2 separate regions of the Homo sapiens genome follow, and region 1 is linked to region 2. A link is an interaction called in ENCODE POLR2A ChIA-PET data of the cell type or tissue named here. Cell type or tissue: GM12878. All regions are shown on one strand. Links, peaks and the distances in the headings refer to the core of each region. The heading gives the core; the rest is flanking DNA.

Evidence for each region. ChIA-PET counts read pairs that join two places held together with the same protein. Peaks named below come from ENCODE experiments on the same cell type or tissue, not always from the same donor. Only the 100,000 strongest peaks of a DNase experiment are listed, where the experiment ranks them.
Region 1: POLR2A ChIA-PET joins it to region 2 with 10 read pairs; 2 of 35 experiments call an interaction of 5 or more read pairs at or near these places.

Annotation. Positions count from the first base shown.
Region 1 is chr15:96,136,317-96,146,935 of GRCh38, reverse strand. All of the region lies in intron 3 of NR2F2-AS1 (NR2F2 antisense RNA 1), which reads left to right. All of the region lies in intron 1 of LOC112268156 (a long non-coding RNA gene), which reads right to left. It also overlaps LOC124903583. Among named protein-coding and RNA genes, the nearest start is that of NR2F2-AS1, 190 kb to the left of the region's middle. In GM12878, for the core only: no CTCF peak of the experiment used is centred there; no DNase peak of the experiment used is centred there.
Region 2 is chr15:96,056,270-96,066,888 of GRCh38, reverse strand. The region is part of intron 1 of LOC112268156 (a long non-coding RNA gene); the gene reads right to left. Among named protein-coding and RNA genes, the nearest start is that of NR2F2-AS1, 270 kb to the left of the region's middle. In GM12878, for the core only: no CTCF peak of the experiment used is centred there; a DNase peak (open chromatin) is centred at 8,268; H3K27ac peaks cover 2,313 bases.

The sequences.
Region 1 (10,619 bases), core at 862-8,861, 81 kb before region 2:
GCAGCTCTTAGATGATGTGAATCACCTCCAAAGCATTTGTTTTCCAACATTCAAATGCATTTTTTGAAAACGAACATCAGCTGTTAACCAGAGCTTTCCCAGGTGCAGCAGAAACCCTCTTCCACAAGGCTTTACCTCCCTTCCCTACTCAGTAAACTGCCCAATCCAAACAGGGGGCCACTTCTGGGGCAGTAGCTTCTGACATGAAAGAATGCATTCAAGTAAAACAATGTGTTTTTCAAATTAGCACACATAACAAAAAAATATGTATTTACTTAGTACGCCTTAATGGCTTTCGAAGAGCCATTAGGCTCAACTGAGTGAATATTCCGTGTATTACCAAAATATGCACAATGTATCCCCAAACAGCCATTTTACCTGTAAATATAACAAGACAAGCTCATTTCTCTTTGAATTTTCCTTTGCTCCTTTCTAAGTAATTTTCTTAGCCCATTTGAGAGCAAAGGGAGACATTTTTTCAAGGTTTGGGTGTTTGCTTGCTTCATTCCAAAGTTCAGGGTATAACTGAGAAGTGTGTTCATCTACTGTTGAGTGGCCTAAACGAGGGAGCATTCTATCTGGTTAAGACCTGCTAAAGTTTCCTTATTAACAGAGACACCAGCAAAGAGTAAGTAGCCTAAGGAGATTAATGTAAAACGTCTGCAGGATAGAAAAATTGCTTTAGAAACAAAATAATACACCCTCTACCCCCCATGAATTAGTACTTGAGGCACTTTAATTGGACAAACTCAGTGTTTAGATCAGGAGTCTGTCCAATTGCTATCTGTGACCAGAGGAAGCAGAAGCAAAGGGGTTAATAGTTGCTGACAATTTTTTTTAAACAAGCAGTTTTATTGCAGAAATGGGAGTTGAACCGGAACATTCACAATCAGAATGAAAGGGCAGGCAGGCAGATCTGGAAAACTCACCATTGTATGTGAAAAGGAAAGTTTTCATGGATTTTAGAGAGGCCAAAGAAAAGGGCTTATTTTATATTTGAGAATATAGTTTAATTTAGATTTTTAAGGACCAGTCACCCAACATTGGAAATCCATATATAATTCTCTGGAGAAATGCAGCAATGCCTCCATTTGATCATGGTAAGGAAAGCATTCATATCTGACAATACCTTATGCAATGCTTATAAGACATATGTCTCTTGGTGGTTTCATGAGAAGTATGTGCAATTTAATGTGTTGACCTTTATTTCTAAAGAATGATGTTGTTTACCTACTATCTTAGAGATTATTGTTCCACCTTGAACAGTGAAGGTGAAAGGGTACCAATCAGCCAGTGTGTATCTTCTGACAATTTCCAGATTTTTATCTAGAGACATCCGGCAGCAGAGAATCATTCATGACTGGCATGTTATAGTAAAAAGAACACTGCACTTGGGAGTTAGAAGATAGAATTCAAAGTCTCAGCTGGCACCTGTAATCCCAGCTACTTGGGAGGCTGAGGCACAAGAATCACTTGAACCTGGGAGGTGGAGGTTGCAGTGAGCCGAGATCACGCCACTGCACCCCAGCCTGGGAGACAGAGCAAGACTCTGTCTCAAAAAAAAAAAATTACATGGCCATGGGGAAATAGTTTCTTCCAATAGTTCGCAAACATTACTGTACAACGAAACCGTCTGTTGAGCGTTATATATGCACATATACACCTGGACCATCCTCCTGAAATTCTAGCTCAGTAGGTCAGAGATTGGTCTCTATATTGTCTAAAAGCAGCCGGGGTCAATAACTACTAATACATCCAACACACTTGAGTGTCCTCATTTGTAAAATGGAAACAACATTTTCTATTCAGCGTAGAGGATTGTTGCAAAGACTAAATACAATGATACATTTAAGACACTAGTGCAATGCTTAGAAGAGGGTCCCTTATTTTTCTTCCAATGGGCCATGGTTGTTCTAGTTCAGAGCTCCTCAAAGTGAATTCTAAGGAGCAATAACCCCACGAGATGGTCTATGGAAAAACTGTGTACCATCAATCATATTTGGCAGCTGCACATTACATTCCCTTCCAGACTGTTAATGGGACCATTAGCACCTTAAAGTTTCTGAAATAACCTGACAAAAAGGAACTGGCTAAGTTGGTTGAACTCAGTGTTTCTCAAACTTATTTAACCACCCAATTCTTTCTTCAAGTGGCAATTATTTATTGATGTTTGATGGAACATGCTTTAGTGAACACTCCTCTTTATGATCTCTAACTAATGTCCTACCTTTCTATAACCTCCCTCAAGGAATTTGCTGCTTGTTTTTTGTCCGACTGAGACCCAGCCTTTCTGATTATCTTGAAGGATATCTGCTCTTTTCTTGAACTGCTAGTTTAAATGGACTCTCATATTGAACATGATTCTGTTTAAGTACTGTAGTTTTTACTTTAACTAAGGTAGTTATGAGGGTAGAACACAAATGATCTAGAAAAAATTAAACCATTAATTTAGAAATAAAATTAATACCTAAATAGTAGAAATTCACAAGTCCATGGCTGTTAAATAAAGGGAAGACAATTACATTTTGAGAGCTCCTACTTTGCCCTTGAAACCAGCGGAATGGGATAAAATTTAGAAATGCAAATTATGCTTTGAGCTATATTAATCTAACAATCTAAAATAGGTGGTAGAAATGGATATAGATGCAGTAAAAAATTTGAGGAGTCTTGAGGATGCACTATTTCTCTTAAGTCAACAATTTAAGAGCTTTTGGGAAGTTGAATATAATCATGTAGACTTTTTGGTGACCTCATTTGCCTGGGCTGTACTCTTAAAGAAAGTAGAATAAATGGCTTCTAATGTGTCCTTCTGGGAATGAAAAGCAAAACGGCAAAGTGTACCTCTGATTGAGGTGTATTTGTAAAAGAATCACCTAGTCATTCAAGCAGAAGAGGACACAGGCATAGACACATGGTCTTGGGATGGATGAATAGACATCATGGGTAGGGATGGAGAGATGATGTGGAAAGTCAGGCTTGTCAGAGTTCACAGTAAGAATTTGCCTCAGATAACTACTCAGAGGAAAAAATATATATATATTTGCAAGTATCTTGCTTTTACAGGTTTCTGAGATAAAAATCTCAGAAGAACAGCTTTGCTCGTGAGCTTTCCGATATTTCCACTGTGGTCCTGGCCAGAAACACTGTGAGAACACCCTTTCATTTGGTATTTGAGCCCTTCTGCCTCTGTTCCTGGCTGCAGACCAAAAGGAACAAACGCAACTGAACATTTCAGAACCTCAAAATAGTAAACCAAAAACGGTTTGCTCTGCTTTTGGTTTTAAATATGATCGACCCCAAAGCCTTGTTCCAAATGATCTGGGGGATCCATCTCTAATATGGATTACTGGATTTTAGAAACCTTTGGAGGATGGTGTTTTTAAAATAGATAACTAAGAACAAAGAAAACAATCAGTCCAAATGGTTGTAGTACAGGTGTCCGACCACCACAGCAGAGACTAGACTTAATAAACATATTTTACGTTCTAGTGTAAAGTAATTAGAAGAAGGGGATTAGAGTTTGGAGTGGGATATCTGGGCTTGAATGTTGACTTGGTTCATGACTAGCTGAATGTCTATGGCGTATTTCTGAGTCTAAGTTGTTACCTGTGAGTAAAATTAATAATACAAATGAAAAATAATTATACCCATTTTAATTGGCTCATTATGAGGAGCAAAATTATAAAAATACTTCTAAAATTGGAGTGTCCATGATAATATGAAAGTCAGTAAATCCCAGTGATTAGAAATTTGGACTTTACAGTTCAACACACTTAGGTTCATATTTCTGCCCCTCTGCTTTCTAGCTCTGTGGCCCTACATGGGTCACTAAAAATCTTTGACAATCATTTTTACCATCTGTGAAATGGGGTTAGTCTTGTTGGGAGAACGAAATCAAATAATGCATATAAAATATTTGGCACACAGTGAATGCTAGAAAAATTGCTGGCTGTTAATACATGTATAAATGATGATCATGGTGATTTTATATACTCATAATTCTAGGTGCCAGTCCAAATACAGACACATGAGAATGTGGATAGATCCTCGAGTTCTCTCCGAACCTTCCTTCCATGAAGTTATATACTCTATAGAATCAGTGGGTGAGTTGATTTAGGAGAGGTGCCAGTATGAGCCTGGAGTAGCTTACTTGGTCAGATCCAAAATATGGGTTTGGCTAAATATAGGGATCTAGGGGAGAAGGTGGAAAACGCTTGCTGGGCCAATGCCAAGTATGAAGCAATGCTGACCTTGGCAATTTTTAGCATCCAATTTTCACCCGTTAAGAGAGGAAGGTTAAAAGGTATAAATAAATGCAAAGGCCATAATAAAATCATTGTGGAATTAAAACATTAAGCCCATGGGCTCTTAATTATAAAATAGCAATATATTGTTTACAAACGTTCTTATATTAGGGACTTAGGGATTTCACAGGATGCTTTTTTTCTTTTCTTTTCTTTTCAGGGACAGCATCACTTTTGCTCTGCTGCTCAGGCTGGAGGGCAGCAGCATGACCTTGGCTCACTGCAGCCTCCACCTCCTGGGCTCAAGCAATTCTCCCACCTCAGCCTCCTGAATAGCTGGAGTCTCAATATGTTGCCCAGGCTGGTCTCAAACTCCTACCTCAACTGATCTTCCAACCCCAGCCTTCCAAAGTGTTGGGATTACAGGCACAAGCCACCGTGTCTGGCCAGGATGCTTGTCTTAAAAACAAAGATTTACTACCAGCAACCTGGCTGGCCCAAAATGTGACTGGCAGCTTATTTTATATTCCCCATACACATTAAATGTAGAAAATTAGTAACTATTAGATTTGATTAAATATTAAAATGTCATATTGTTCAGCCAATGAACAAATTGTTTTCAAGCTGCTCTGGGGGGAATGACTAGCCTGCTACCTTTTTATGGTGTTAGTTATATGGTATTTTCTCTTCCTCCCTTCATAGTAAAAATCCTTGAAGGCTTACTCTCCTTGAGAACACTTCCTCATGGGTTTTTGAATCTCCAGCTCTTTCCTCTCCCAGGTACTGAAACCATATTTTTCACAGGCCCCTTTACCTGCCCAAGGGTCAACTTGATTCTTCTCCTTTGCCATTTTGCACCATTGACCATGTTGAAAATCCTTGCACTTGCTGTCTGCTGCACTCTTCTTGTATTTTGTTTTCTTCTGAATTCTGATGAATACTGTTCTGTTGTTTTATGGTGCATGCTCAGGGTTCTGTTCATTATCATCTTCTCTTTGCCTGATCCTTTATCTTTAAGCAAACCCATCCATTCTTGCTACTCCAGTTATCTCCTCTATCCAACGAGCTGGGCCACCATGATTTTTCTCCTAAGCTTGTTATCTTCACCTGGATTTCCTCAAGCTCAGTATATAAAGCCAAAACTCTTCAATTGTCTCTGTAAACCAGCTCTCCTATCCCTTCCCCCTTTGTCTCAGCCATTTGGTTTGTATATGGAAATAAACCTCCTGGTGTTAAAACCTTAAAACTTCAGCATTATCTTTGTCTCTACACTGTTGTTTGACCTCTAGATCCAGGAAATACCCCAGTTTCATTATAAGGCCTGTCAATTTTATCTCACAATGTTTTTCACACTTATAAGCTAGATAGACCGAAGCAAGGGTCGGTGTGCACATTCTCTGTGATGCTCATTCTTATGTTCTCAAGATAGTTGCTTGAACTCTAGCTGCAGCTTCTGCATTTCAGGTAGAAAGGAAGAGGATGATCACAGAATCAAAGGGCATCTGCCAACTGAATCTGCCACCCTTTAAGGGGAGCATTCCTGAAAGCAACATGTAATAATCTTTGCTGACATTGAATTGAGCAGGGTAGTGTCGCATGACCACTCTGATCTACAAGGGAGGCAGAGAAATGGAGTTCAAAAGATCGGGACACAGTGCTGTTTCAATAAATGGGAGTTATATTGGAAAGGACGAAAGTGCAAAATGTTTTGGGGTGGGCAATTGACAGTCTCTACACACCTTTTTTCTTAACTTTCCTATGTTTACTTGAAATAAATTTCCACTGACTTTGAATAAAACACTCCTTGTTTTCCACCATCATCATCTAACTTGACATCTTCACTGTCCTTTTGCTTAGATTTTTACAAAGCCAAGTGGACTCTGTGTGCCTCTACTTCACTGCTACCGAGAGGTGAAGTCAGCTGGGCTTCTGGGTGGGGTGGAGACTTGGAGAACTTTTCTGTCTAGCTAGAGGATTATAAACACACCAATCAGCACTCTGTAGAAATGCACCAATCAGCGCTCTGTGTCTAGCTAAAGGTTTGTAAACGCACCAATCAGCACTCTGTAAAACGGACCAATCAGCACTCTGTAAAATGGACCAATCAGCAGGACATGGGCAGGGCCAAAAAAGGGAATAAAAGCTGGCCACCTGCACCAGTAGCGGCAACTCCCTCAGGTCCCCTTCCATGCTGTTGAGTTTTGTTGTTTCGCTCTTTGCAATAAATCTTACTGCTGTTCACTCTTTGGGTCCGCACTGCCTTTATGAGCTGTAACACTCAAACTGCGAAGGTCTGTGGCTTCACTCCTGAAGTCAGTGAGACCATGAACCCACCAGCAGGAAGAAATTGGACACATCTGAAGAAACAAACTCCAGACACACCATCTTTAAGAGCTGTAACACTCACTGCAAAAGTCCGCGACTTCATTCTTGAAGTCAGCGAGACCAAGAACCCACAGGAAGGAATAAATTCCAGACACACTACTACTGTCCCTGTTCATTAATCTATTTATTCGGCAAGAAAATATTGATAACAGGCACTGTCCTGTGTACTAGAGATGGACAGAATCATGACTTTTGGCTTCAGGGCCTCACAGTTCAGTTGGAGAGAGCAACATGGCACCAGTTGATTCCAGGGCAACACAATTAGTGACATAACAGAGACAGATGAAAGGGATTGCAGAAGCAGAGAGAGCATCCTGACTAATTGAATCTGCAAATGGTGAAGAAGCCCTTCCAGGGGTGATGCTGTGAGCTGAATTGTGTATTAGTAGGAATTTCTCGGTTCAACACACAGAGAAATAACAAGTTTTCTGTTGTAAACTATTCCTTACTAATTAAAAACAAAGTGGTTATATTCTTGACCTGACTCTGAATTTAATTTTTTAAGAATGTAATCATAAGTGAAGCAACTTTAAATATAGCATTATAGGGCACAGTATTGATAAATGAGAGGAAAACTTTTTCTTAAAGAGTGTACCACTCACTTACCATGCCCTGAAATTAACTGAGAACTCATTTGTCAAGAGAGCACCTACCCTATAGAGAATTCTTCCAATTAACATCAAAAGCGATCATTCTTAACCTCTCATGCATTAAGAAAATCTTGTCTGCACCCAATGTTCTGTTCATAATCAATGAAGCCCCTTATGTATGTTATTGCAAATTTATCACCTTGTATATTACTAAAATGGATGAATTAATAAATGAATCTGCTGTAGGTCCAGAAGCCAGATTTATCTGTTGTCTCCTGGTTCTCATGGGATTTTCCTTTGGTCTCCAAGACATTTCACTCTGCACTTTCTCATAGTTTGGGATATTTATTGATAGCTACTGACAGTATGAGTTGGTACTCATAGACTCACCATGGCTATATCAGAAAAGTGGTTTTGAGGGGGATTAGTTAAATTCTAAAAATGTCAGCCAAGTGACTCTCAGGCTATGCTAAAAAGGCAGTGCAAGTGTTGTGCTATATCAGTTCTAACAGTATCATATTGCTATAAAAAGCATACATCAAGATAAATGATGCTTAACATTGGTGAGGTCATGGTAAGCTTGACACATTCATAAACATTAGTTAAAGAGTAAAATAGTGCAACATTCCTGGAGGCCAATCTCATGATATGAAATTAGAATAGATTAGGATATATTCTTAGGATCTGAGCCTTCTTTCCACCTGTAAGGATCTAGGCAAGGCTGGGTGTAGAAGGATGGCCATTGAAGTATTACATAAACTGCAGAATACCCATGAGCTAGAACACTATGTACTAATCAAAATTGGTGCTTTCTGATAATTTTGATTACATGGAAAAGTGCCCACTATGTTCAACGAATAAGAAGAAAAACAGTTGTATCAAAGTCTGATCCATATGTAGGGATACATCTATCACATATGCATACACATCTTTCAAATGATTTGCATCAGGATGCTAACAATAGTCTAAGTTTAGGTGATTTGTATTATCATCTTTAAAGTTCTCTAAATTTTATAAATTTCTAATCCATGCATGAGTTTCACAATTAGAAATAAATTGCTGTTTTTTTTGTTTTGTTTTGTTTTTTTGTTTTTTGGAATGCAGTGGTGCGATTACAGCTCACTGCAGCCTTTACCTCCTGGGCCCGAGTGATACTCCCACCTCAGTCCCATGAGTAGCTGGGACCACAGGTGATATGGTTTGGCCGTGTCCCCACTCAAAATCTCATCTTGAATTGTGGCTCACATAATTCACATTTATTGTGGGAGGGACCTAGTAGGAGGTAGTTGAATCATAGGGGTGGGTATTTTGCATGATGTTCTCATGATAGTGAATAAGTCTCATGAGATCTGATGGTTTTATAAAGGGGAGTTCCTGTGCACATGCTCTCTCTTGTCTGCCGCCATGTAAGATGTGACTTTGCTCCTCTTTTGCCTTCTGCCATGATTATGAGGCCTCCCCAACCATGTGGAACTGTGAGCCAATTAAACCACTTTTCTTTATAAATTGTCTAGCCTTGGGTATATCTTTATTAGCAGCATGAGAACTAATACAAGAAGTACGTGCCACCACACCTTGCTATTTTTTTATTCGTGTAGAGACGGAGTTTTGCCATGTTCAAGCCCAGGCTGGTCTCGAACTCCTGGGCTCAAGTGATCCTCCCACCTTAGACTCTAAAAATTCTGGGATCACAGGTGTGAGACACTTTGCCTGACCAGAAATTAATCACTCTTAAGAGGAAAACTAAAAAGGACCATGTAGTAGAAGATGAAGAGATTATTTATAGGTATTTTTTATATGTATACATTCTACATGGCTAATTCTCAGACTCATATACCGTGTGAGGTCAATTTCACTAAGGGGCTCAGCACACACTCTGGCCGGGGAGGGTGCTCCAGGCTTTGAGCCTAACTGCCTGCCATCACTCTCTCCCCTCCCATGCCATTCTCCAGGCTGCCATCAGATTTCTCTTTCCAAAGCATAGCTATTGTCCTGTTATTCTCTCTCTGGAAACATTGTTAAAACCTGTTATCCTCTCTGGAAACATTGTTAAAACCTTCCCAATTGTGCACAGAATACATTCTCCCCCTCCGCTTGGCTCCAGTTCACGTCCTCAGTCTGATATCCCTCACATCTCTCAATCCTCCTGCACTCCAGCACAATAGAGCTACCTTCATGACACTCTTCACCTCCCCCTGCCCACCACTTTACCCTCATTTTTGCTTGTCCTACCCGTTCTTTCAAGCCCTGCTCAAATTCCCAGAGTGACCACTCTGAATTAATCTTTCCCTCCATTATTTCCTCTTTGTACTTTATTGATCTCTTTTATTGCATTAATCAGAATTTTACTTGTATTATGGTTCCTTGTGTCTTTCTGTTCTTATATTGATTTTTAGCTACCCAAATCATATCTTCATTCATAATCTTTATGGAGTGGTTCTCAAACATTAGCACATATCACAATCATCTGAGGGTTCATTAAAACAGATTGCTGGACTCCATCCCTGGTGTTTCTAATTCAATACATCTGGGGTGGGGCACGAGAACTGGCATTTCTAATAAATCCCCAGGTGATGCTGCTGCCGCCCCAGTATGGCAACCACACTTCGAGCACCACTGCTTTTCAAAAATGGGAAACAATGAACTAACATAAATGAACTTGATATAGTACATAGGGAATGGAAGTTCACAGGTTAGGATTTAGAATCAGAGGCTTGGGTTTGAATTCCAGTTCTGCCACTTAATGCTTCAACAAGTTATTTAATCCCTCTGAATCTTCATTTTCTTGCCACAAAAATTGGGATATTATTACAGTAAGTCCTCAATGTCACCCATAGGTTCTTGGAAATCGTGAATTTAAGCAAAATGATGCATAAAAAAAAAATCTTACCATGGGCTAATTCACATACTCAAGAGTTAAGGGCCTAGGAAGTACTTCTGGTCACAAAAACATCAAACTTCTAAATAAAAACTAAAACACGGCCAGGCGTGGGGGCTCACACCTGTAATTCCAGCACTTTGGGAGGCCGCGGTGAGCAGATTGCCCAAGCTCAGTAGTCGAAGACCAGCCTAGGCAACACGGTGAAACCCTGTCTCTACTAAAATACAAAAAAAAAAAAAAAAAAAAAAAAAAAAATTAGCCAGGTGTGGCAGCGTGCGCCTGTAGTCCCAGCTACTCAGGAGGCTAAGGCAGGAGAATCACTTGAACCCAGGAGGCGGAGGTTGCAGTGAGCCGAGATTGTGCCATTGCACTCCAGCCTGGGTGACAGAGCGAGACTCCATCTCAAAAACAAAACAACAAAAAACAAAAAACCCTAAAACACTTCTAATATTAAACATTGAAATAAATGCAATTACACATATATTTAAGAAAGATTAATAAACACAAATAAGCTCATTA
Region 2 (10,619 bases), core at 1,564-9,563:
CAAAGTATCGCTGGTGATGAATTATTTTTCTTTCTCAAATTAAAACTTTTTCAAAACACCAGTGAGAAGGTAGACAATCTCTAAAAGCTTGAAATCTTAAGTTTTATTTTTGACATGTCTCAGGCCTGTTTATTTTTCTGTTTTTGTGCATATGACCATTAGAGTATTGGAAAAAGGATTAGATAGCCTAAAAATAATAGAGGTTTTATAAATCCACTTTGCCAGAGAATTACTTTCTGAGGCAACTGGCCTTTCCAAAATAAATTTGCGAACTGTATCCTTATTTAAAAAAATAAAAACCTGGCAAGGCAAAAGAATTTAGGCCATATCAGCTATGTCATTCTAAATTTTAAAATATTTAGTCTTTCTGTAAGATAAATAGGAACAATTGAATTTAAGCAACCAAGAAAAATAAACATACAACTCCTTGAAAACATACAAATAACTAGATGGTTTTAAAAAATGTTATCAGAAAAATGTCTTCACTACTAACAAGCTCTAAATTGAACAGTGGCCATAGATTATGCTCGTATCTGTGCAATGGTTGCACTGCCAGGGGACTGGCCAGTCTCAGGGTAGATGAGGCTTAGCATTTGAAAGCATTTTGGAGCGGAGGATGGAGGAATCCCAGCTGTCTGCTAACAAAAACCTGGTAGGTCTTGGGCAAAGTAGTCAAGAGTATGTGCTTTGGGACCATCGGGAAGGCTCCGAAAGAAGGTAAGATTTGAACTGAGCCTTAAAGGATGTTTGGATGAGATCATACTATCTCTTATCCAGGTGCAGTAATTTTCTTTTCTTCCTCCTCTCCCACCCCTCGCATGGCACTAGTTTCCACCTGTTTAGAGGCATACAGTTAGCAAACCATGGAAAATTATGGGAGACTGGGGATCATAGAAAAATTTACTTTATGAACAGCATTGATGGGAGTGAGTAGTGCAAAACCAGTACTGAGTGGGAGACTGAGACCAATAATGATTTCATGAGGTGACCCTGTCTTTTCCAGGTTGCCTAATGGGCTAGTGATTGATTAAGTATACAGCTTTGGGGTGAGACGTGAATTCCAGTCCCTCCACGATCAATATGCTACCTATGGCACTAGGGCCACCTGCGTGCTGCTGTTTGAGAGCATCTTTTACATTTGTAAAATAAGCACATGATCTGATTGTTATGAAATTAGGTGATATAATTATAATCATTATTATATTTTAGTTTGTACTTTGCCAAGTACAAACAGGTAACTTTGTTTATGTGCTAATATTTACGTTGCATCTAGTTTCCCAGTGAACTCAGCTAAAATCACAGGTGCCACAGAACTGTGTCCTATGATAGCCTATTAAATCTAGGACATTTTTTCAAGTCAGGAATATTAAAAAAAATCTCAGTAACCTCTAATACCAGAATTTAATTGGGTAATCACTTTAAGGAATATCTGGAGTTGGCTTGCTTATAAATAATGCGTTGCTTTTAAGGACATATTTCTTTTAAGTTTGAATCAACTTCCCATTATCCAGTTTTTTTCATATTCAGATTTATTCCCCATAAAAGCATTAGTAAGTGCATATGAAAACCATAGTGTAATAATTTAAATGATTGTTATGAAAGGATATTTGTGATAACAAACATTTTTTAAAACTCCAGTTTCTAATAATTTCCTGTTTTCTTAAAACTCATAATATTTTTGAGTGGCAATAATAAATCCCTAATCCTTGTTCTCATCACAAGTAACGACATCAAGTAGGAATCATCATATACAAGACAAAATGTTTAAAACTTTGGGGTACAATCAGAGTGGCAAAAATTAATATTCAAAAATAAAAATCTCACTCCCTTGGCTGTTTTGAATTATATTTTTCCCACCGATTATATAAATAGGAAAGAGCTGAGTGGATGTTTCTGATATCCTACAAACGTAATTAGTTAACTTAAGATCTGCTTCCCTTAGATCTGTAGATATCCTGATCTAGAAATCAGAACTTAATTCAAAGTGAGAAGAGCAAGACGATGGTTTATTGCGTTTTTTTGTTTTGTTTTTTTAATGTCTACGGTGGTTGTTGTTGTAGTTGCTGTTATTTGCATTGACAAACATGAAATTCTTCTGGTAAATGGTTCGGTTCTCTGACCTCGAAGCTGAGTGCATGACACAGGCTGGGCCAATCATATTACCTCATTCCCTGAGCCACAGTGACTCGTGCAGAGACGAGCATGCGGCCCAAGCTGGGCCAATCAGAATTGTTCCCTGGAGTTTGTTATACTGCAAGTATTAGGGAAAACAATTCTTCCTTCCTGGGTTGGTAAGCATGTGACCTCAGTCTTCAGGGTATGCAGTAAAGGATTAACTTTGCCCTGGAGAGGTTTGGCCCTTTTGCTCCCAGCTGCAGGGCTGTAATTTCTAAGCCCTTGGAATGTTCTGCCTGTAGGAGTGTCTTTGTTTACTGGAGGTCTTGAGCAATACCAGATAGTCTGTGCTTACAATGTAACTTTTGGTGGGGGGGCCTTTGGACATGTGGTACCACTCAAGCTCCAGAGGGGTTAGAGACTAAGGGTAGTCACATGGGTGAACAGAATGTCCGAATGGCCAACTCCCAGTAAAAACTCTGGACAACAAAGCTTGGGTGAGTTTCCCTGGTTGGTAATATTCGGTGTGCATTGCTATATATTCTTGCTGAGAGAAATATATCATGTTTGCATTATCTGCTGAGAGAGAACTGAAACTCCATGCCTGGTATGTCCTAGACCCGACCCTATGCACCTCCTCTCTGTATCCTTTCACTGCAATAAATCGTAACCATGAGAGTAGGGGCTTTTCTGAGTTCTGTGAGTCCTACTAATAAATTGTTAAACCTGAGGGTGGATTTGGGGACTTCCTGAGCATTTTGTAGAGCATCTATTTTCTTCTTAATTTTACTTTGACTTCCGGGATACATGTGCGGAACGTGCAGGTTTGTTACGTAGGGATATGTGTGCCGTGGTGGTTTGCTGCACCCATCAACCCATCACCTAGGTTTTAAGCCCCGCATGCGTTAGCTGTTTATCCTGAGAGCGTCTATTTTCTGCACTACTAGAGGAAGGCTGAGAGAGTGGAGCAAAGATGAGAGTAGGATGGATGAATGGAAGGAGAAAGAGAGAGAGGAAGAGAGAGAGAGAGGGAGAAAGAAAAAGAAAGAGTAACATCATGCATCTGGCTCTAATCCTTGAGCCTCCTGAGGGTGCATTATTTTCTTAGCTATTGCTTTGAATCTTTCCATTTCCTGAATATACTTCCAATAATTCTCTGTCACTCCTTCAGATAGTTTACATTGCATTTCTGAAAAGCCTTTAATTGTATCATTTTAAAATTTCAGTTATATTTAGTTAAAACATATCATTTTTTACCCTTAGAGAAGTGAGTGTGATTAAAGTAAAATCAGGATCAAATAAAGCCTTGTAAATATTTTTGGAACTCTCAATAAAGTTATTGAAAAATGTATTCATGTGAAGTGAATTAATCTAGAAATGTGGATGTCAACCTGACAGGCCATTTTAATCCCTGAGTTATTTCTGAAATGCTGTTAGAATAAGAGATTTGGAAACAGAAGTTAGTATAGGTCTGCTGGGTTTATAATTTTTGTAAGAATTTTCTAATATATAATTTTCTATATCTTGAGCTCTCAGAATAATATTACTTTTGTTAGGCAAGAGATAGAACTCCATTACTCTAAAGGACTAAAGCTAAACTCTTGCAACGCTGCTCAAAGAGATTATTTAAGCCCGAAGAGATTGTTTTATAGAAAATTTTACATTATTCTACTACTAAATCCCAAATATTAGCCCACAGAAGAAAGTTGGCAAGAATATCCTCTATAAACTCTGTAAACATTTAGACAATTGCATTATCAACATTTATCATTCTATTGATGAAAAATGGACCACACTTATTACATGCCTGATGCCAGCATGCGAATTGCAATTGGATTTCCATTACTGTGTCAGAATTCCTTGGGCTTTTTGGAAACAAAAAGGAACTTTCTTAATTTGATAAAGTATCTACAAATACTTAAAACAAAAAATCATATTTGATACTGATGTGTAAGGAACATTTCCTATAAAGTGAAGAATAAGACAATGAATTCCATTCCTTTATTACTCTTTCTAGGTCCTAGACAGTGCAATACACAAAAGAAATATGAGCTATAATTATTGGAATGAAGAAACTGTCATGATTACAGGTAGTATAATTTTTAATACAAATTTTCAATGAATTTTGGAAATTTGACACATACAACGTTGATATATAAGTACCAATACATGTACTTGATTGTGTCCCTAAATATCACCGTGGCCAATTAGAAAATGTATTCTTTAAAGGATTCTATGCCCAATAAGCACCAGGTGTCAATGAGTAAATGTAAGAAATGGATGCCCCGTATGAAGAATATTGTACAACAGTGTCAAAGGACACAAAACGACATATACATGGATATTTTATTTTATTTTGTTTTTGAGATGGAGTCCCATTCTGTCACCCAGGCTGGAGTGCAGTGGGGCAGCCTCAGCTCAGTGCAACCTCCGCTTCCTGGGTTCAAGTGATTCTCTTGCCTCAGCCTCCCGAGTAGCTGGGATTACAGGCACACACCACCATGCTCGGCTAATTTTTTTGTATTTTTAGTAGAGACGGGGATTACAGCCAAGAGTCACTGCACCTGGCCTTAGATATTTTATATATGGGAAGATTTATTTTCCTAAATAGATCAATTATCCCAAAAGTAATCTAAAACTTTAATTAAAACTCCAACAGATTTTTTTCTTCACAGAGCTAGTCAGTTCATGTGGAACTAGTTAATTCATCTGGAAGAATCAAGAACCCCAAATAGCTCAAAATAGTGATTTTGAAGAGGGAGAGTAAAGAAAAAGCACATGCGCAGTTAGAGACTGAATGATGTTAAAGTGATCATATTCAAGACAGTGTGCTGGTGGTACACTGGTAGAGAAATAAAGATCCCAGGAACAGACCTACATAGATATGAGAATGGAAAAGAAATAGTCTTACAGACCAGTGGGGGGAAATGGGCTTTCCATACAAAAAAAGTAGATATAGATATCATATATATATATATATGTTTATATATATATATGTTTATATATATTTTACATATATATGTTTATATATATTTTACATATATATGTTTATATATATTTTACATACATATGTTTATATATATTTTACATATATATGTTTATATATATTTTTTACATATATATGTTTATATATATATTTTACATATATATATAAAATGAACTTCAGATACTAACATTTGGAAGCAATCCTTTAACATTCTTAGACAGAAAAGGAAGAGAATATGTTTATGGCATTATGATAGGAAATAATTTTTAAACATATAAAAAGTGCAAATCATAAGTCTATTAATACATTTGATTAAATCAAATTCGATCTATTCTATTAAAATTCTTTTCTTTGGTTGCATATACCCTAAAATATTTTTAAAATCCTACATCCTGGATAACATATTTTAATACTTACAAAAGAGTTCATATTCTGAACATAGAAGTTCTACATGTTTATCAAAGACAAATAGTCAAAGAGAAAAATGAGCAGAGGTTAGGAAAGACCAGTCACAAAAGAGGAAACTTGAATCAACAATAAATGTTTGAAAAAAAATTCATCCCTCTTTCATACTTTGATATTAGGGAAATACAAATTAAAAGGATGAAGACAGAGTGTTTCCAACCCATCAGAATGGCAAAAAAAAAAAAAAAGCAAACAACAACAAAAAAATCCGATAACACCAAATAACACCAAATATTGGGGAAAATGTGAGGAAAATGGAGCTTCATACACTACTGTAAGGGCTGTAAATTAGAACAAACACTCTGGAGAATGACTTTGACTCCGTAATATGTAACAAAGCAGAAGATGTTCATCCACTATCACCAGCAATTGTACTTCCTTACTGTATTAGTCTGTTTTCATGCTGCTGATAAAGATATACCCGGGACTGGGAAGAAAAAGATGTTTAATTGAACTTACAGTTTCACGTGGCTGGGGAGGCCTCAGAATCATGGCGGGAGGTGAAAGGCACATCTTACATGGCGGCAGCAAGAGAAAATGAGGAAGATGCAAAAGTGAAAACCCCTTACAAAACCATCAGATCTTGTGAGGCTTATTTGCTACCACCAGAACAGTATGGGGGAAATCACATACTGACTAAAATTATTCCCACCGCATCCCTCCCACAACATGTGGGAATTATGGGAGTACAATTCAAGATGAGATTTGGGTGGGGACACAGAGCCAAACCATATATCACTTATATGTACCGTAGAGAAAACTATCCCATCATAGCTTATGAGTGAATAACTGGAAACAACCTAAATGTATGTCAATAGAGGAATTAATGAATATGGTATATTCCTGCAAGTAATACTGTGCAGCAGTTAGAATTAATAAGATATGTCTCTCAGTAGTTTATTGGCCTGCCATGGTCTGCATTCTCCCCTCCATCCTTTTACTATTAGTACATTGGCATCCTTTGGAGAATTTGCACTTGTGGTTCCCTCTCCCAGGAAGATTCTTTCCTCAGAGATTGTTCTGGCTCATTTCTGTGCTTTGTTTTGTTTTCTGTTCTTATGTCATCTCCTTGGAAAGCCCTTGTGTGAAAATGCTATAGAACATTGCACCTCCCCCATTCTCATCAACCCATGACCTCCTAAATTTGTTCCCAGGTCTTCTTTTTGCCCTGCAAGATTACAAGCTGCACGGGGGACAGCACTTTGTTTTGTTCAGTAAAGCATCTGAGTGATGCTGGATGTATTTGTTGAAGTGATACATAGACACCTGCACACATTTGAAAGTTTATGTGCTCCCTTCACCTGCTCCTGGTACTCCCCCTCACTTAGACTGCCTTGTAGAAATGGACCCAGGAGATCCTTCTTCCTACTGCACATCTTCTCACAGTACTAGAAAAGCAAGAGGAACGAAGAGCACAAGGGCAGCCTGTGAAAGTCTCCAACCTCCTTACTTCCTCACAGCTTGCTCTCCTGGACCCTTCCACGAGGCTCCAGTGGGTGTGGATGAGTGTTCTATCCAGGACAAGGATTGTGTCTAGCTGGGGAGCACTGGAGGTTCCCTTCTCTGTGAGATGCCTGGCTAATGATACTTCAGCACCGCAAAATAAAAAGCCTGTGCTCAGATCCCAGTGAATTTATCTGCCTCTTCTTGGACTTTTTGCAATATCATTTATGTTGGAAAAGATGATTTAAAGCCACCATCTAGCATAATGTTTACCTCCCAAGGGTTGGAAATGGAGGGTTGTTAAGTCCTCCAGACAAGGTGATGTTCAACTGCTGCTCTTCTGGGAGGGGATGTCATTTAGTGGACTGCACGGTGCTGATGTAAACTGCATCCTGGGAGCCCAAAAGCCTTCAGTACCTCTCTACTGACCTGGGGTTTACCTTGTCTTCTCTGGGATAGGCTGGAAATTTGATCTTCTCACTTCCTTAAATTATATAGCTAAATTTTTCTTGAATTACTTGTGTTAGTGGAAAGACTACAGGCTTTGGAATCAGGTAGAACTGGGTTTGAATCATGGCCACATTACTTCCTAGCCACTCGACCTTGGGCAGGTTATTTAATTTCCCTTGATCCTCTCTTTCTTCCCCTAAGTTAGAGGGGTCATAATATGTCTTCTGTCTTTGGGTTTGGGTGTTGATACAATGAAATAGTAGATGAAAAGCACCATACTGCTCTAATGCGGATAGACAAAAAGCATATACTCTGGCCTGGCTTAAATCCTACCTCTCTCTGTGGGGGTATTAATAATAAGTTTCCTTGTTGTTGTTTTTGAGACAGGGTCTCACTCTGTTGCCCGGGCTGGAGTGTAGTGGCACAATCAAAGCTCACTGCAGCCTTGACCTCCCAGGCTCAAGTGATCCTCCTGCCTCAGCCTCCTAAATAACAAGGACTATAGGCATGCACCACCATGCAAGGCTAATTTTTTATTATTTTGTAGAGACTGGGATCTCCCTATGGCACCCAGGCTGGACTTGAACTCCTGGGCTAAAGTGATCCTCTGGCCTCAGCCTCCCAAAGTTCTGAGATTACAGGCCGGAGCCGCCTTGACCAGCAATAATTATTTTTGGTACAAATCACACATGACTACATTTTACTGAATTTCTTTTTTTTCCCACTAGCCTGGCACTGTGAGTACTTTGTCTTTCCCCATTTAGCTTAGTGGGGCAAAGAAAGTAACCAGTGATGGTAATAATGGATACTGCTCACGTCTTCATGGAAATCCCCTTGTAACCAAATAACTTCCTTCCAGCCGCATGTGTGAGCTAAATTTACTGAGTAAAAGAAGAACTAAGAATGAAGCAAGATGGGAGGAGATTCTGCCTTTGGATATTGAAAATCTTGACCTGGAAGAGTCTGAAACAAAAATTCAGCATTTAACTCTTCATTTTGAGAGAATTTACCCTGGCCGGCATTCAGAATCATATTGATATACTTCTACTAAACATCAACACATCTGAAGACCCCTAATCCAAAATGATCACCTAATGTAAATGAAAGACACCAGACAAAGCTTACTTCATTTTGATAAATAAGGACACCCTCAGTCATTAAAGGTTAATTTGAAATTGAAAAAGAAAAGCCTTTCCCCACCTCCCCGTGTTTCAGAGTCTGTACGAAGAATGATCATGTTTACTGTGTTCTTTAACTGGTTGTGTTCTCTTTTTACGTGAAATCTTCTCTGCTTGCTCTTCTGCCAGCCAGTGCAGTGAGGCAAGGGAAACACACACAGGCTTAGGGGAGCTGGACCTGGGTTCAAGTCATGACCCTGACACTTAATAGATGTGTGACACCACCTACCTTCACTCATGTCGCAGCTTAGGAAACTGAGGCCCAGAGAAGTTAATACTGGTCTTGGGAAAGTCTTCAAGGGATGGCCGGGCACGGTGGCTCATGCCTGTAATCCCAGCACTTTGGAAGGCTGAGGTGGGCAGATCACGAGGTCAGGAGTTCAAGACCAGCCTGACCAACATGGTGAAACCCCGTCTCTACTAAAAATACAAAAATTAGCTGGGAGTGGTGGCTGGCGCCAGTAATCTCAGCTACTCAGGAGGCTGAGGCAGGAGAATTGCTTGAACAGGAGGTGGAGGTTGTGGTGAGTGTTGTGAGCCAAGATTGCGCCACTGCATTCCAGCCTGGGCAACAGAGCAAGACTCCATCTCAAAGAAAAAAAAAAGTCTACAGGGTATTAAACCAGATAATAGATAATGTCTATAAAAGGTCTTGGTTGTAAGAGACTCCAAATAAATAGCTGCTGCTATTATTATTACTGCTCTTATCTACTCTTCTTCTTTCAGAAAACAATTGTGGAGGGTGTCACTCTCTGCCTCTCTAAATATTAAGAAGCTAAGCAATGTAAACAGTCTAGTTCTAATACACTGTGCCGAGAACTGTGGATGCGCCAGAAATTAGAGATTTTAGTAATTTATTGTTTTTAAGTGTTCTTGCGGGGTACATCAACATAGCTTTAGCTTGGTAAACAGGTTGGTTAACTTGTTTAACTCCCCAATCTTTATTCGTGGTTACTGCCATCCCTTGGACTTCTGACTTCAACTTGCTGTTTTCCACTTTCATACTTTTATATAGAAAATGTTCTCCTTTTGGCCAGGCACGGTGGCTCATGCCTGTAATCCCAGCACTTTGGGAGGCCAAGGCAGGCGAATCACCTGAGGTCGGGAGGTCGAGACCAGCCTGACTAACATGGAGAAACCCCGTCTCTACTAAAAATACAAAATGAGCCAGGCGTGGTGGCACATGCCTGTAATCCCAGCTACTAGGGAGGCTGAGGCAGGATAATCGCTTGAATCTGGGAGGCAGAGGTTGCGGTGAGCCGAGATTGCGCCATTGCACTCCAGCCTGGGCAACAAGAGTGAAACTCCGTCCCCCCCAAAAAAAAAAAAAAGAAAAAGGAAATGTCCTCCTTTTTCAGGCAGTTCAGGTTCTTTATCTACAGATACTGAAATCTAATCTTCTGAAGATAGTTTTCCGTGATGTAATCATTGTTCCTGTACAGTGGTTGTCAACTGGGGGTGGTTTTGCCTTGTAGGGGACATTTTTGGTTGTCACAAAGGAGAGAGGGCATTGCTTATGGCATCTCATGGGTGGAGGCTAGAGAAACTGCCAAGCATCCTGCAGTGCATAGGACAGCCCCCCAACAAAGAATCATCCATCTTCCAACTTTAGTAGTGTGGCGGTCGAGAAGTCCCCAGCTAGAGTGACCCCAGACTTTTTCAAGCAACCTCAGACATTTTGGGGAATGAAAAAAAACCACTCTTAACAATTAATCGGAGACAGCAAGTGTAAACTGGGACTATTACTGGCACACAGGGATTTATGGCCCGTGTCTTGAGTTCCTTTTCTTTTGCATTGCTGAGATATTGCCCCAAAGCATATTATTAATTTGCCTTCTTGACTTGCTTATAGCTGTTCTCACCAATTAGACTCTTACGTAGCCCAAACCAGGCGGTGTGGCTTCTGCAACCTCCCCTTCTCCTTCTAGTGCCGTATACAGAGCGCCTACTTGATAAATCTTCTTGATTGACTGTGCTTATTT